Linked DNA regions of Homo sapiens: region 2 is linked to region 1. A link is a contact called in ENCODE Hi-C or POLR2A ChIA-PET data. All regions are on one chromosome and are shown on one strand. Each heading gives the region's core, a stretch centred on a gene start or an enhancer-like site at or near the end of the contact. The rest is flanking DNA. Distances are from core to core; before and after follow the strand shown. Region 1 overlaps BABAM2 (BRISC and BRCA1 A complex member 2). Region 2 overlaps LOC102723530 (a long non-coding RNA gene).

What was found. Hi-C counts contacts between places; a loop is a spot of excess contacts on that map. ChIA-PET counts read pairs that join two places held with the same protein, here RNA polymerase II (POLR2A). Pooled maps may share reads with other maps.
Region 2: a pooled map shows a loop between it and region 1 (3-fold over the local background). The contact joins two enhancer-like sites. A Hi-C loop is called at or near these places in 2 of 168 maps with a recorded cell type or tissue (PC-9 and natural killer cell) and 13 of 50 pooled maps. POLR2A ChIA-PET finds 5 or more read pairs at or near these places in 2 of 52 experiments (MCF 10A and activated CD4-positive, alpha-beta memory T cell).

What each region holds. Positions count from the first base shown.
Region 1 is chr2:28,272,523-28,279,558 of GRCh38, forward strand. The region is part of intron 10 of BABAM2 (BRISC and BRCA1 A complex member 2); the gene reads left to right. It overlaps LOC124907745 (a long non-coding RNA gene), which reads right to left. Exons shown (of 2, transcript XR_007086254.1): 1 at 1-7,036. Among named protein-coding and RNA genes, the nearest start is that of BABAM2-AS2, 34 kb to the right of the region's middle. RefSeq lists enhancers at 2,206-2,315, 2,914-4,113. Within about 2 kb of position 2,554, at least 17 of the 41 ENCODE cell types and tissues checked have a DNase peak (open chromatin) inside an H3K27ac peak, as active enhancers do.
Region 2 is chr2:28,441,284-28,448,319 of GRCh38, forward strand. It overlaps LOC102723530 (a long non-coding RNA gene), which reads right to left. Exons shown (of 2, transcript NR_187669.1): 2 at 5,480-7,036. Among named protein-coding and RNA genes, the nearest start is that of FOSL2-AS1, 50 kb to the left of the region's middle. Within about 2 kb of position 4,493, at least 3 of the 41 ENCODE cell types and tissues checked have a DNase peak (open chromatin) inside an H3K27ac peak, as active enhancers do.

The sequences.
Region 1 (7,036 bases), core at 1,304-3,803:
GTCAAATGAAGGTGACTTCAGACTTCTGTGAAGCTCACTTTTGCTCCAAAGAGTGGTGGGAGCATAGCAGAAAGTCAAGAATTGGACAGAACTTTTTCAGTTTGACTGAAGACTCAGCGGGGCTCCACGTAAACCAACAGTTATTGAGCCTGTCCCATCCCAGAGGTACAGGATAATGCAAGATGGTCCCTGCTGTCAAGCTGCTCATTGCCTGGCAGGGAAGTTTCTGAGACCAAGAAAGCCCACAGTGGGATAGGGACTTCCGAGGGTTCTGTGGGAATCAGAAGGGAGCACCTCCCTCTGCGTGAGGGAGCTGGGGAAGGCTTGACAGAGAGGCCATTGAACTGGGGACTGACGTGGCTGGGACGACATGTGGAGGGATACAGGTTTGGGAAATGGAGAGGCTGGGATCTGTCTCACTGGAGGAGGGCAAGTGCAGGAAGTCATCCATGGCCACACTGCTTGCAGCCAGTCTTCTGGAATGCCGTGGAACTTTCTTACTCTGGCTGTGAAGGGTAAAAATAAGAGCTAGCACAGGCACATGGAGCTGATACGACGTCCCTGTTTAGGGCACAGTTCTTACCCAATTCCACGGACCGAACATTTTCTGCTCCATCCAGCTTTTAATGGCAGACCAGTTTCTATGAACTGAGGCTTCAGCCCTTGGAATGATGTCTCATTTGCCCGTCTCTTTTCTCCTTCTTAACCACTTAGGTACCACATTGTACAGTGCAGTGGGTGCAGTGGTTCATGCCCTGACTACGTCAGAACCCCTGAGAGCCTTGGCAGATTCTGAGGACTGAGCACCTCCTGCCTTTCTTCTCTTCTCTCCTCTCCCTGTTCCACTGTTCAATCTGAAAGGGGTTAGGGAGGATTGGTTGCTGAACTTGTGTGGTTTTAATAAAATAGCTTCAGGCCAGGCCCAGTGGCTCACGCCTCTAATCCCAGCACTTTGGGAGGCCGAGGTGGGAGGATCACTTGAGGTCAGGAGTTCGAGACCAGCCTGGCCAACATAGTGAAACCCCGTGTCTACTAAAAATACAAAAATTAGCTGCATGTAGTGGCATGGACTTGTAGTCCCAGCTTCTTGGGAGGATGAGGTACGAGAATTGCTTGAACCTGGGAGGCAGAGGTTGCAGTGAGCCGAGATTATACCACTGCACTCCAGCCTGGGCAACAGAGCAAGACTGTCTCCAAAAAAAATAAAAAATAAAACAGCTTCATGGGTAAATCTGATACCCAGCAAGTGTGGAGGCTACACAGGCAGTCAAAGGAGCACCCATCTTAGTCAGGAAACTGGGTTAACTTCTCAGCCTCACCACGCAGTGGCTCCGAGATTCAGCTTCCTCGTCTGTGAAATGAGATTGACACTTACCCTGCCTAGCTCATGGAGGTTTGTGAGGATTAAATCACATGAAAGCAAAGGGGAAGGCGTCATGTGCTATAGAAATGCAAGGTGTTACTCATTCCTGTGTTTGCCACTCCCGTGCCTTCACCCTTGCTTATAACCTGTCACCTCCAGGACTAGCTCACTGGCCAGCTGGTTTGTCTGTGGCTCTTGGGCCTTGCCACCACATTAATCATTTCAAGACACCACCTTTATCTGGCGGCCTTCCCCAGTAGACAGGCTCACCTTCCCCATCCAGCTTTCTCTCCCACTCAGCCTTGGCCTCTTTGTTGACCCTTCTTGCTTTTTCTCCTTGACCTCCTCATCTTTCTTGCACCATTTCTTAAAAGCTGTCTTCAGCTTCACTGTCTAACCGAGCACTCCCACCTGAATAACACTTGATCCAAATAACGTAATTATGAGATCTGTTATCTTGAATGGTTCCTTAATTGTCATATGTATTTGCTTCATTATTCTGCTTAATTTGCTTACTGAGGTCCAGGACTAAATCTAAACCATGTTTTGTTTTGTTTTTTGAGACAGAATCTCATTCTGTTGTCAGGACCAGAATGCAGTGGTGCGATCTTGGCTCACTGCAGCCTTAACCTCCTAGACTCAGGCAATCCTCCCACCTCAACCCCCTATGCCAGTAGCTGGGACTACAGGTGCACCCACCATGCCCAGCTAATTTTTTGTGTTTTTAGTAGAGACAGGGTTTTGCCATGTTGCCCAGGCTTCTAAACCATGTTTTAACTCTTTGTTATGCACAGCGCCTGGCCCGGTGTTAGGCACTAGACAAGAGCTCAGTAACCACTTGCTGAAATGGGAGAGCTGAGTGGTCAGAGCACCTTGAAGTCTGTGTAGCACTTGCATGTACAGTGTCCCTTTTCATCGTCACAGCCCTGAGAGGTAAATGGTGTGACTCTTCCCATTTTGCAAATGAGAAAAGAGAAACTTAGGAGAGGTTATGTAACATCAACTTTGTGGGCTGAGGCTGAGTGAAGACCTCGCAGAAGAGACCAGACCCAGCATGCTCCAGTAGCTCCACTGCAGGGGGTGGCTGCTTACGAGGACAGAGAGCAGAATTCAGACGACTCCAGCTGACCTACTTGGTGCAAGTCAAGTGAATACTAGTCGGGAGGGATTAGATGACTCAGCCTCTGCCTTCGTTGGAGTCAGGAAGTAGGCTTTGCAGTCCATTTCCTGGGGAATTTTCAGATGGACCAGTGATTTCATTTTCCTCTTCTAAAGCACCCCCATGCACAGGGAAAGGTTGTTCACGTGGCCATTTGGATGAAGCCAACGGATCTGATGTCTTAAAGGAGAAGCTGAAACAGCAGTGGAAACTTTCTAGGCCTGTTGGTATTAGTAATTTCATTCCTGGCCAAACATGAATGAGAAATCCTTCTAGTCCACTTTGACTGAGGCTAGAGTGTGGATTAACAGTGCTTTGATATTTCAGTATTGCTGCCCAGGTTGTGAAGGTATAAGCCTCATGCAGGTCACCTGCTCTTGCCTCCATTGTACCTATTGCCTAACTGGGATAGGCCTGGGGTGGGGCTGCTGAGAGCTGACAATGCCAGGCCAGGAAAGGCAAGCTAAAGACCAGCAGGCAGGCCTCGGGGTTGGAAAGCTACACAGTAAACGGGTGGAGTACCAAAGCTTAGTTGTGTGTCTAGAGAATTCAGGGTGTGGTGAGTGATCAGCTCCTGGAAGAGCAAAGATTAGTATTTAATACATATGCATTTATTAGCGTGGCTGGGTCTCTCGTCAAAAATGTCATAATTTCACAGATCAGGATTTTAAAGCAAATAGAATTATTGATATATATCTCTTCCAACAGCCAATAAACATCCCGCAGAGAGGACAGCTTACGCATGGGCTCACACAAAGAAAATTGCAGAGTCTTTGCTTAAGCTACAGCCTGAAATATTAAAATTCTGATTTTCATGCGCTGTTAGAAATAGTTTTCAAAGAATTCCTTCCTCCAGCCCCATCACAACCCCTGCCCATGTGAGAGGTTAGGAGTAAATCATATGTTTTTTAAAACATTTGCTGAAACCTCCTCCCTTTTCCAAGTCTACCAAATTTTTATCTCAAAAAAAAAAAAAAGAAAGAAAGAAAAAAATGGGACTAATATGACAACAAGATTTTTACCTTCACAGTAAATAGTACAATTTAGCTGAGTAACTTGTGGAAGCTTGTTAGGTTGAAGTGACTCACTTGCGTAGATGAAGTTATTTTTAGAGATGTAATTTGTACTGTTTAGAAAAGAATAAAGAGATGGTAAAAGGCTAGATCGCTCATTATAGTTTACAGAGCTCATGAACCCAGCATCCATGCAAAAGATGACTAAGCAAGGGGTCGGTTGGTACTTTCTCTCAGAATTTTACAGATGTGAGTCATCCACTTTAGTCTGCAGACACAGCACCGAGATACCTGTGACTCAGCTCTCATTTAGAAAAAGCCCTAGAATTCAATTCTGATACACTTTTATAGTTAAGTAGTGAGGAAATTACATACTGAAGCAAAATATGCCTTTGTAACGCGCAGCCGTGGGATGTTTTTAGCAAAGACTGATTTATCTTCATCTCTGGCCTTTGAAAGAATCGACCTGTGATCCACGCTGGGTAACGTGCCCATTGAGCCTGCTGGTACACATCACAGTGCCCACCTTCTTCGTGTTTGGCTCACAACCCAAGTACTAAATTGTCCTCAATAGAAATCTCAGCCTCACCCTTTCTACACTTGGATGCCCCAGCACTAAGGCCCACTTCCTTTAACCAAATACATGTACATATATGTGTTCGTATATATGAAAATCTTCTGCCTAAAATATTAAAATTCTAGTTTTCATAAGCTGGCAGAAATAGCTTGCAAAGGCTTCATCTCCTTCACTCTTTACGTATGTTAGGGGTTAGAAGGAATAAAATCATGTTTTCCTACAGTATTCTCATATTTTTAGTAAACCCTGCACAAAACATACATACAGATGATGAGCATTATCTTTACACATTAGCAGACGGCAGAGTGAGCCCATGTTCTCTGTGCAGGGCCATTGCTTTGTTCTGAGGCGCAGGGCTCTGCTGGCCTAGTGACCCTCCCCGTGCAGCCTCATGCTTGGCTATCTCCCTCGTCACTGACACACACTGATGACATAGCCTGTTTGGAGTTAAGCCTCAGAACGTAACCTGTCCATTTATTCATTTATTTTTAGACAGAGTCTGGCTCCATCGCCCAGGCTGGAGTGCAGTGGGGCGACCTCGGCTCACTGCAACCTCTGCCTCCTGGGTTCAAGCGATTCTCCTGCCTCAGCTTCCCGAGTAGCTGGGACTACAGGTGCCCGCCACCACACCTAGCTAATTTTTGTATTTTTAGTGCAGACAGGTTTCACCATGTTGGCCAGGCTGGTCTCAAACTCCTGACCTCAAGTGATCCTCCAGCCTCATCCTCCCAAAGTGCTGGGATTACAGACGTGAGCCACTGTTCCCGGCCCATAATCTGTCCTTTTAAATATATGGAAAGTGGTCCCTTGTAGTTTGCAGACACATCAATAGATTATTCATAACCAACAAAGGATTTTGTTTATTATATTTGCCAAAGAAACATGGACATGGTTGCAAAAGCAAATACTTCACAAAGATGTATAATGAAAAGCAAGAGTACCCCGCCCCATGCCTGCCCTTTCACAGCTGCTTTTAACCACTTCTGGTGCTTCACGGTTGCCTCCGTAACCAGCTGACTGTTTTGTTCCTCACCTGCTATGTCTGTAGCACTATTACCAAGAGCGTTCGGGCATGCAGAGGTTAAAGTCTGGTCCTATTGTTAAGGAGAAAAGCCTTGTGTACCTTCAAGTCAACTCAGCAAACATTTGAGTATCTACTATGGACCAACGTCTAGGTTAAGCCATGTGGTCACAGAAATGGATAGCTACACTAAGGAGTTTGTACTCGGGTAAGGGAGACAGGCATGCAAACACTGCGTGGAAAATGCCATAATACATGTGTAGAAACCCCCTCAGAAGGGTTTTACACATATGTCCTAGAGCTCAGTCTTGGAAGTGCAATTAGAAATCTGGTAGGTAGATAAAGAGGAAAGGATGTCCAAGGCAGAGAGAACAGTGTATTCGTGGGCTGATGCAATCCATTCCAAATATTGGGAATAATTCATAAAATCTGATTTTTAGGATAAGTGAGTTAAGGAAATAATGTGGAGATGAGACAGGAAAGAAATGCACCTAGTTATAAAGACCCTTTTATATACACCGTTCAAAATATATCCTATTACTGATGGAAAGCTTTGGGAGTATTTTGAACAGGGATGTGGCATTTTCTCTATTATACTGTAAGTCCAATGGCAGAGGGGAGGATGAATTCAAGTGGAAGAAGCTGGGGTTTGATAAACCACTTGGGAAACTGGTTCAGGAAAGATAATATGAGGTACTGAAACAGTGGGAATAGGGAGGAAGAGGAAAGGAGAGATTCTAGAAATACTTCAGAGTAGAATCAAAAGGACTTGGTGAACACTCAGATTTTGGAGGTGAGGGAGAGGGAGGAATTGCAGATTACTGTATAACTCCTAGCTAGGGTAGCTAAGGAAAGAGTGGAAATTTTAAGAGTACCAGAATCTGGAGGAAAGTGAGTGAGTTTGAATATATTGAGTTTGAGGTGTTTATGTGATAAGCAGATGGAGATATTCAGTAAGTAGCCAAAATTGTGAGACTAAAGTGGTGGCAGTAGAAGCCACAGAGCTGGTAGAATTCCCACAGGATGAATCTGTGATATGAGGGGACTGAAAACAGATCTGGGAAAGGCCAGCAGCTGGCGATGGGCTGAAGATTCCTGATGGAGACCAATCAGCAGCAGAGGGGTGAGATGAGAACCAGGAGAGAGGGCACCACGAAGGCAGCAGAGGACCGGATCTGGGGAGGTGCAGGTGACAAGGGAGAGGAGCATGAAAAGCATTTGCTTCAGTAATGATGGTGCCCATTGATGGTGTAGAAAAAGAAACACTCATGCCTTAGAGTAGGCGGAAGCCAGATGTGAATGGGCCACAGAATTCATTCACAGTGAAGGTGAGCCCGTCCTCTTTTGAGAATTTGGGGAATTAAAAGAAGAGTAAATGGGCAATAGCTAGTAGGGATGATAGTCAAGAGGCTGCTTTACAGGATGAGAGAACCTTCAGCATGATGAGAAGGAGCCGGTGGAAGAGAGGTTGGAATTCCTTGGTATGGAGTTCGGCTTCCTCTGAGCAAAGAGGTTCTGCTGCCTGAGTGGCCCCTTGGAGCCACTGAGGAGTTTGCCTTTTGCTTTCTCTGCCACCACCAGGTGAATAGGCGGCTTGGGAGGTGAAGCCTAGAGTTACCCTTGGACCTGAGGTTTCGTCAGCCGGAAACCTCCAGGCAGTTCAGCAGTGATGCACATCAGCAAAGCAGGGCCATCCATCTTGTGAGCTGCTTTTTGTTATCTCCACTTTGATTATCTCCTAAATAAAAATGGCACAGTATGAAACAAAATAAAGCCTGAGTAGGAGCCAGTCAGTCCTTCCTCCAAATCCCAGCAGCCTTTCGTGCAGCCTCCTGTTTTAGCATTTCTCATACTATATTGGGATTATTTTGTTTACTGACTTTCCCAAATGATGAGCCCTCTG
Region 2 (7,036 bases), core at 3,243-5,742, 170 kb after region 1:
CAACACTTTGGGAGGCGAAGGTAGGCAGATCACCTGAGGTCAGGAGTTCGAGACCAGCCTGGCCAACATGGTGAAACCCTGTCTCTACTAAAAGTACAAAAATTAGCTGGATGTGGTGGTGCACACTTGTAATCCCAGCTACTCGGGAGGCTGAGGCAGGCGAATCGCTTGAACCCAGGAGGTGGAGGTTGCAGTGAGCCGAGATCGTACCACTGCACTCTAGCCTGGGCGACAGAGGGAAACTCCGTCTCAAAAAAAAAAAAAAAAAAAAAAAAAGAAATCAAGTTGTTTGTGTTTAAATACTCACGAGTAAGGTTTGTTAGGTTTTATGTGCTAGCATTTTTTAAAATTTTTTATTTTTAAAATGTAATAAAATACACATAACATAAAATGTACTATCTCTTCCATCTTAAGAGTACAGTTCAGTCACATTAAGTATATTCACATTGTATGCAACCAATCGCTTTTTCATCTTAGGAAACTGAAACTCTGTACCCATTAAACAAAAACTCCCCATTTTCCCCTCTCTTCTGCCCCTGGCAACTGTTTTTGTGTGTGTGTGTTTTATTTGTTTTTTTGTTTGTTTGTTTGTTTTTGAGGTGTACTCTAGAGACACTGAGATGCGTCGATCTTAAGTGTAAAACTCACTGAGTTTTGACAGACGTGTACACCCATGCAACCACAATTCCAATCAAGATATAGCATATTTGCTTCACTCCACTAGGTTGCCTTTTTACCTTCTTCATCAATCTCCAACCCCACCCTGAGGCAACCAACGTTCTGATTTCTATCATCACAGATCCTTTTTGGAATCATCTCATATGCACTCTTTTGTGTTGGCTTCTTTCTTCCACACAGTGTTGACATTTGTCCATGTTGCATTGTTTGTTCATTTTTATTGTTCAGTAGTGTTCCATTGTATGAAGAAACCACAATGTATTTATCTACTTATCTACCTGTTCATGGTCATGTGGGTAATTTCCAATTTTTGCTAATAAAGGAATAAAACTGCTATGGATATTTTTGGACAAGTTGTTTTTTGGGTGAAAATCTGTTTTTATTTCTCTTGGGGCAATACTTGGTTGTGGAATTGGTGAATCATAGGGTTGGTGTATGTTTAACTTTCTAAGAATCTGCCAAACTGTTTTCCAAAATGGTTGTACCATTTTGTGCCCTCACCAGTGTGTGTTACAGTTGCTTCACGTCCTCACCAGCATTTGCTATTGTTGGTCATTTTCAGCTTAGCCATTCGAGTGGGTGTGAAATGTTACTGCTGTGGTTTTAATTTGCATCTCCTGATTAAGCACAATGAGGCTGAGCAATTTTCATTTGTTTACTGGCCCTTTGTAATGTTCTTTTGTGACGTGTCTGTTCATGTCCTTTGCTCCCTTTTATTTATTAGGCTTTAAAAAATCATTTTATTCTTGATTTGTGAGTATTTATATATTCTAGATACCAGAACTTTGTCAGATATATGTTTTGTGTGAATATTTTTTTCACAGACTGACTTGCCTATTTTCTTAAAAACGTCTTTCCAAGAAAAAGAAAACAAAAATGGCCAGGTGTGGTGGCTCACACCTGTAATCCCAATACTTTGGGAGGCTGAGGTGGGAAGATGGCTTGAGGCCAGGAGTTAGTTCCAGGCCAGCATGAGAAACACAGGGAGACCCTATCTCTACAAAAAAAAAAAAAAAAAAAATCAAATAAAAACCAACAAAAGAGTTTAAAACAACAAAAAATTGATAATGTCCAATCTACAAATTATTTCATTTTTTAATAGTTTGTGATTGTTTTTCTTTGTGTGTGATCTGTTTAAGAAAACTTTGCCTACCCAAAAGTCATGAAAATTCTCTCTTCTGTTCTTTTTTAGAAGCTTTATAGTTTTAGATTTTTTGTTTAGGTCTATAATCCATCTATTTTTTTTTTTTTTTTTTTTTTTTAGACAGGGTCTGGCTGGCTCTGTTACCCAGGCTGGAGTGCAATGGCGCATTCTGGGCTCACTGCAATCTCTACCTCCTGGGCTCAAGCCATCCTCCCACCTCAGCCTCCCAAGTAGCTGGGACTACAGGTGCATGCCACCAGGCCCAGCTAATTTTTTGTATTTTTTGTAGAGACAGGGTCTCGCCATGTTGGCCAGGCTGGTCTGAACTCCTGATCTCAAGCGGTCCGCCTGCCTTGGCCTCCCCAAATGCTGGGATTACAGGCATGAGCCACTGTGCCTGGTGCAAAATAATTTTTGAGTATGATGTGAGGTAAGGGTCAATGCTCATTTTTTAATATCCAGATGTTCTAGCATCATTTAAAATTAAAAAGACTTTCCTTTCCCCCATTGAATCACATTGGTGCCTTTGTTGGGAGTCAGTTGAGCACATACACATGGTCTCACTCCTAGGCTTTCTATTCTGTTTCCTTGATCTCCTTGTCTATTCTGACACCAATATCTTATTGTCATGATTACAATAGCTTTACAGCAAGTTCTAATTCAGGTAGTGAAGACGGATGCTCCATGGGGTACTGCATATACATATTTTGTTCTTGTTGTTTTGTTTTGTTGAGACAGGGTCCCACTCTGTTGCCCAGGCTGGAGTGCAGTGGGATGATCATAGCTCACTGCAGCCTTGACCTCCAAGGCTCAAACGATCCTCCTGCCTCAGCACCCCAAATAGCTGGAACTACAGATGCACACCACCGTAGCTGGCTAATTTTTGTATATTTTTAGAGATGGGGTTTCGCCATGTTGCCAGGCTGGTCTTGAACTTCCGGGCTCTAGCAATCTACCCGCTTTGGCCTCCCAAAGTGCTGGGATTACAGGCATGAGCCACTGTGCCCAGCCTGTGCAGCATATTTTTGAAATATCAGCCCATTCCTCCCAGTATTTATTCTTTGCCCTTTTCACCACCAGTTCTGAGCTGATTACCAAGGGGGAAGTGGATATAACAGGATACAAGGCAGAAAAAAGGGGTGCCTTTCTGGCTTTGGTTTCAAAGCCCAAGTCCTAAAAGGAACAGAGTCACAAAGTTTGGAGAAAACAGATGATAGAGAGCAGCTCCCACTCCCGCTTCCAGCCAACCACCCTTCTAAGACTAGAGAAAAATCCCCTAGGTGGGGAGGAGAGAGAAGAACGGGAGGGAATTAGAGAGCAGCTCCGCACCCCTATATCTTGGGTTAGGGTCTCAGGAGCCAGCCAGATCTCACAGAGGGGACAGACAAGGCTTGTAGAGCCTCCCCTGGCTCTGATCAGTGCGGGAGCAGCAGCATGAATTCTAGACCCTTAGTATGACCCGGAGAGAGGTGCACACTGAAGGATCTGTAAGATCAGAACAGCAGCCATCCCAGCAGAGGCCTGCATGAGGAAAGTCTCCCCAATTCCTTAGCTCTTGGTGAACCTCCTAGAAAATCACTCCCAACACTGAGAAGAGTGAGCAGGAAAACCTGCATTGACTGGGTAATTTTCTGCCATTCTGGTGGTGAGGTATCTCATCTGAGTTATAGGAAGGGAAAGAAGGTAATATTTTTTGAACATCTGAGTTAGTTACTTAAGGTTTATTCCAGCTTTATATGGAACTTCTAACACCCTACATTTTAAGGACTAAGCCTAATGTTAATACAGAGTGGTGATGAGGAGGGAACCACCCATTCCGCTGGGAGAGGAGCTGGTGGGGAGGAACTGGGAGAGCCTGGGCCAGTAGGCTTCCCTGCCTCACTTATTCTCAGCCCTGTGTTTGGGATATCACAGTGCCATCAAGCAACTCAGCTTCATAATGGGTTCCTCTGAGTTCTATTCCTCTGTCCTGCAATGCTTTAATCAAGTCCTGCCTCTTGATGCGTCACTTTCATCTTGAGCAACTCAACGGACATTCAGTCCTCAAGATCTGCATGGAGCAAAGTTTGAGGGTAAGCCCCATCTCTCACACAGCAGTGACTATTTGGGAAGCTAAGGCTCCAAGTGAGGACACTGTCTTGTGCCGGGTGCAGAGGACATTGAGGTGGGGCTGCCTCATGCTTCACAGTCCTAGCGTTATTTTCCATGCCATCTGTGTTCTGACTAAACCCACTTTAGGTATGGGGAAACTGATGCTTCAGCCCTATTTATTGCATGCCAGGAAAGTCTAGTTCGCATGTTGTTTTGCTTATGTTAGCATGTTCACCTTGCACAGTAACTCCAAGAATGTAAAAAAGACACTTCAAAATGCATTGAATAAATACCTTCCTTTGCTGTGATCCCATGTCCACCAAATGTTCTGAAATGAGACACATGGAAAATGGAAAACAGACCAAAAATATTTGCTTGACTGACATTGTGGATTAGGGTGTCCACGAGAGTATAAACACACACACCCACTACACACACACACCCACTACACACACGCACCCTGCAGAGTGGGCCCCAGGATTAGGGACCTTCCACAGCAACCAACGCTGGCTGCCAATTTCAGAGCTGCCCCTGGGCCTGGCTCTGCTGGATTGAGGCCAGGAGTGCCTGGGTCTGAGGAATGCACTCACCTGGAGCTCAGAAGGAGCCCCTGCACCCTCTACCTGGGCAGCCCAGAAAGGTGTTGGGGCTGTCACTCCACACTGAGAGGGCATCACCACTCAGGGGCTTGGAAGAAGGGGGAATGGGTCAGGACTTTTAGTTCATTGCTAAATGAAGCCTAACTCCCCTCTGGGGTCCTGTGGCCTGGACCCCTGGTGCAGGTCCGCGGTGGCCTTGCTCAAGGGAGCACTGAACTCATTCACCCTCCCAGCAGTCAAACCATGACACGCAAGAGCCTCTTACTCATCCCGAAGTCATCAGTCATGTTTCCAAGAGTGTGAGTAATTCAGGGAGGGAGGGAGAGAGGGCTCCAGCTGGGGGTGGGATGATGCTGAAGAGGTGATGTGGCCCAGAAGGAGCCCTAATTCTTCTTACTCCAAAGCTGGAAATGCTCTTCTTTTTGAGAAGAGATGTCTCCTTAATCTGCTCCCAATGGGGTGTGTGTGTGTGTGTGTGTGTGTGTGTGTGTGTGTGTGTGTGTGTATGTGTAGAATACTGGCAGCTTAAAGAAACTGGAAACCAAAGCAACAAGGACTTCTCCCTTCATTCCCAGGAGCTGAGAAGGTGTGCTGGCTCAGAGGACGGAGGCCAAGTGGGCACTTTTTTTACTTATTAATAAAATATACATTCAGACAGGGCACAGTAGCTCAAGCCTGTAATCCCAGCACTTAGGGAGGCCGAAGCGGAAGGATCGCTTGAGCCCAGGAGTTTGAGACTAGTCTGGGCAACATAGTGAGACCCTAGCCCTAAAAAAAATTGAAAAATTAGCTGGGGGTGGTGGCACACAACTGTGGTCCCAGCTACTCAGGAGGCTGAGGTGGGAGGATTGCTTGAGCCCAGCTGGTCAAGGTTGCAGTGAGCCATGATTGTGCCACTGCACTCCAGCCTGGGTGACACAGTGAGACTCTGTCTCAACTACAATGCAATACAATAAAGTATGTACTCATATTTGCCCAGCACTTTATTCCATTTTGAGCCTTTGAGGGGAACAAGTTAGGTATTGTTATCTCCATTTTATAGCCAAGGAACTGAAGCTCAGGGCAGTCATGTAAGCTGCTAGTGTCCTATCACAGGCAACTATTGGAGCTGGGATTTGAACCCAGGTCCCTTAATGACTAGTCCAGCCCCTACATCCCTGAACTGTGAGGGCTTCCTCTAAACAGAGGGCTCTGTTAGCCTTTCGACTTGTTTTCTATCCAAGATCATCTTTCAGCAAGTGGGCTCAGCCTGGACCCAACAATTGTCCCTTGCCTTCCTAGACCACACTCTTACAGAGGTCCTGGCCGTGGGTACTCCTGGGGGATGCTCAGTTCCAGGTCACTTTCCCCTCCTCCTAGCCTGGGACTTGACCCAGGAGAGCTGGCTGCCTTCAGAGGAGAACCTTTTCCAAGGAAGTCACAGGGGAGAGAGCCAGGGGAACCCCGGTAGGATGGAGAGTCTGTGGGTGGGTCTGCCCAGACAGTGGGAGTTGACCAAGCATCAGCTCCCAAGAGGCCCAAGCCTAAGGAGTTAAGTACTAGCAGTCAGGCATTTTGGCTATGGATTGGCTGAGGGACCTGACCTCTAACCCTGTGTCTTCCTTTCTTGCGTTTCCCAGCCCACTTCTTCCCATAGAGCCATGAGAAGACATCCTTGGTTCACTGGAGGAGGAAACCCTGCAGGAAACACACCTGGGAAAATAACTCCCATTTCGAGGCAGAAATGATTATTCTCAGTATATTGATGAGGAAACTGAGGCTTTGGAGGTTACATAACTCAGGCTATACCACCCAGCTAGTGAAGGGGGCAGAACAAGAGTTCAGATCTGATGGTGTGGTGGCCATTTCACCAAATCATCCTGCCTTAGAAAACCTGCAACAGCCCAGAACAGGCACCTCGACCACCTCACTGCAGACGCTAACCTCAGATGGTGACCAAAGAGAAAGCCTGACATGGGAAAATGACTTGAGATCAGAGGCTACATTGAGCTGTATTGTGCGCCCCACTCCTCCAAATGTATATGTTGAAGTCCTAACCCCCCAGAACCTCAGAATGCAACTGTATTTGGAGACAGGGTCTTTAAAGAGGTAATTAAGTTAACATGATGTCATTGGGGGGGACTAAATTAAATGTAACTGGTGTCCTTACAAGAAGTGATTAGAACCAAACAGACACAGGGGGAAGACCATGGGCAGACACAGCAAGATGGCAGCCATCTCCAAGCCAAAGAGAGAGGACTTAAAAGAAAGGACCCCTGCTGGCCCCTGTCAGTCTTCCAGCCTCCAGAATTGTGCAAGTATAAATTTCTGTTGTTGAAGCCACCTGATGTACAGTATTCTCTTCTGACAGCCTCAGCAAACTCATTCAGAGCCCCTTAAAAAATCATCTCTGTCCCCAGTTCCTGCACACAGTAGGCACCGAATCCACATTTGTTAACTGGCTGAAGGAAGTGCCATGAACGCTGGGCTCTCCAATAGGTGGAGAAGATTCAAATTTTGATTTTTGCAACCAGCCTCCTTCCTC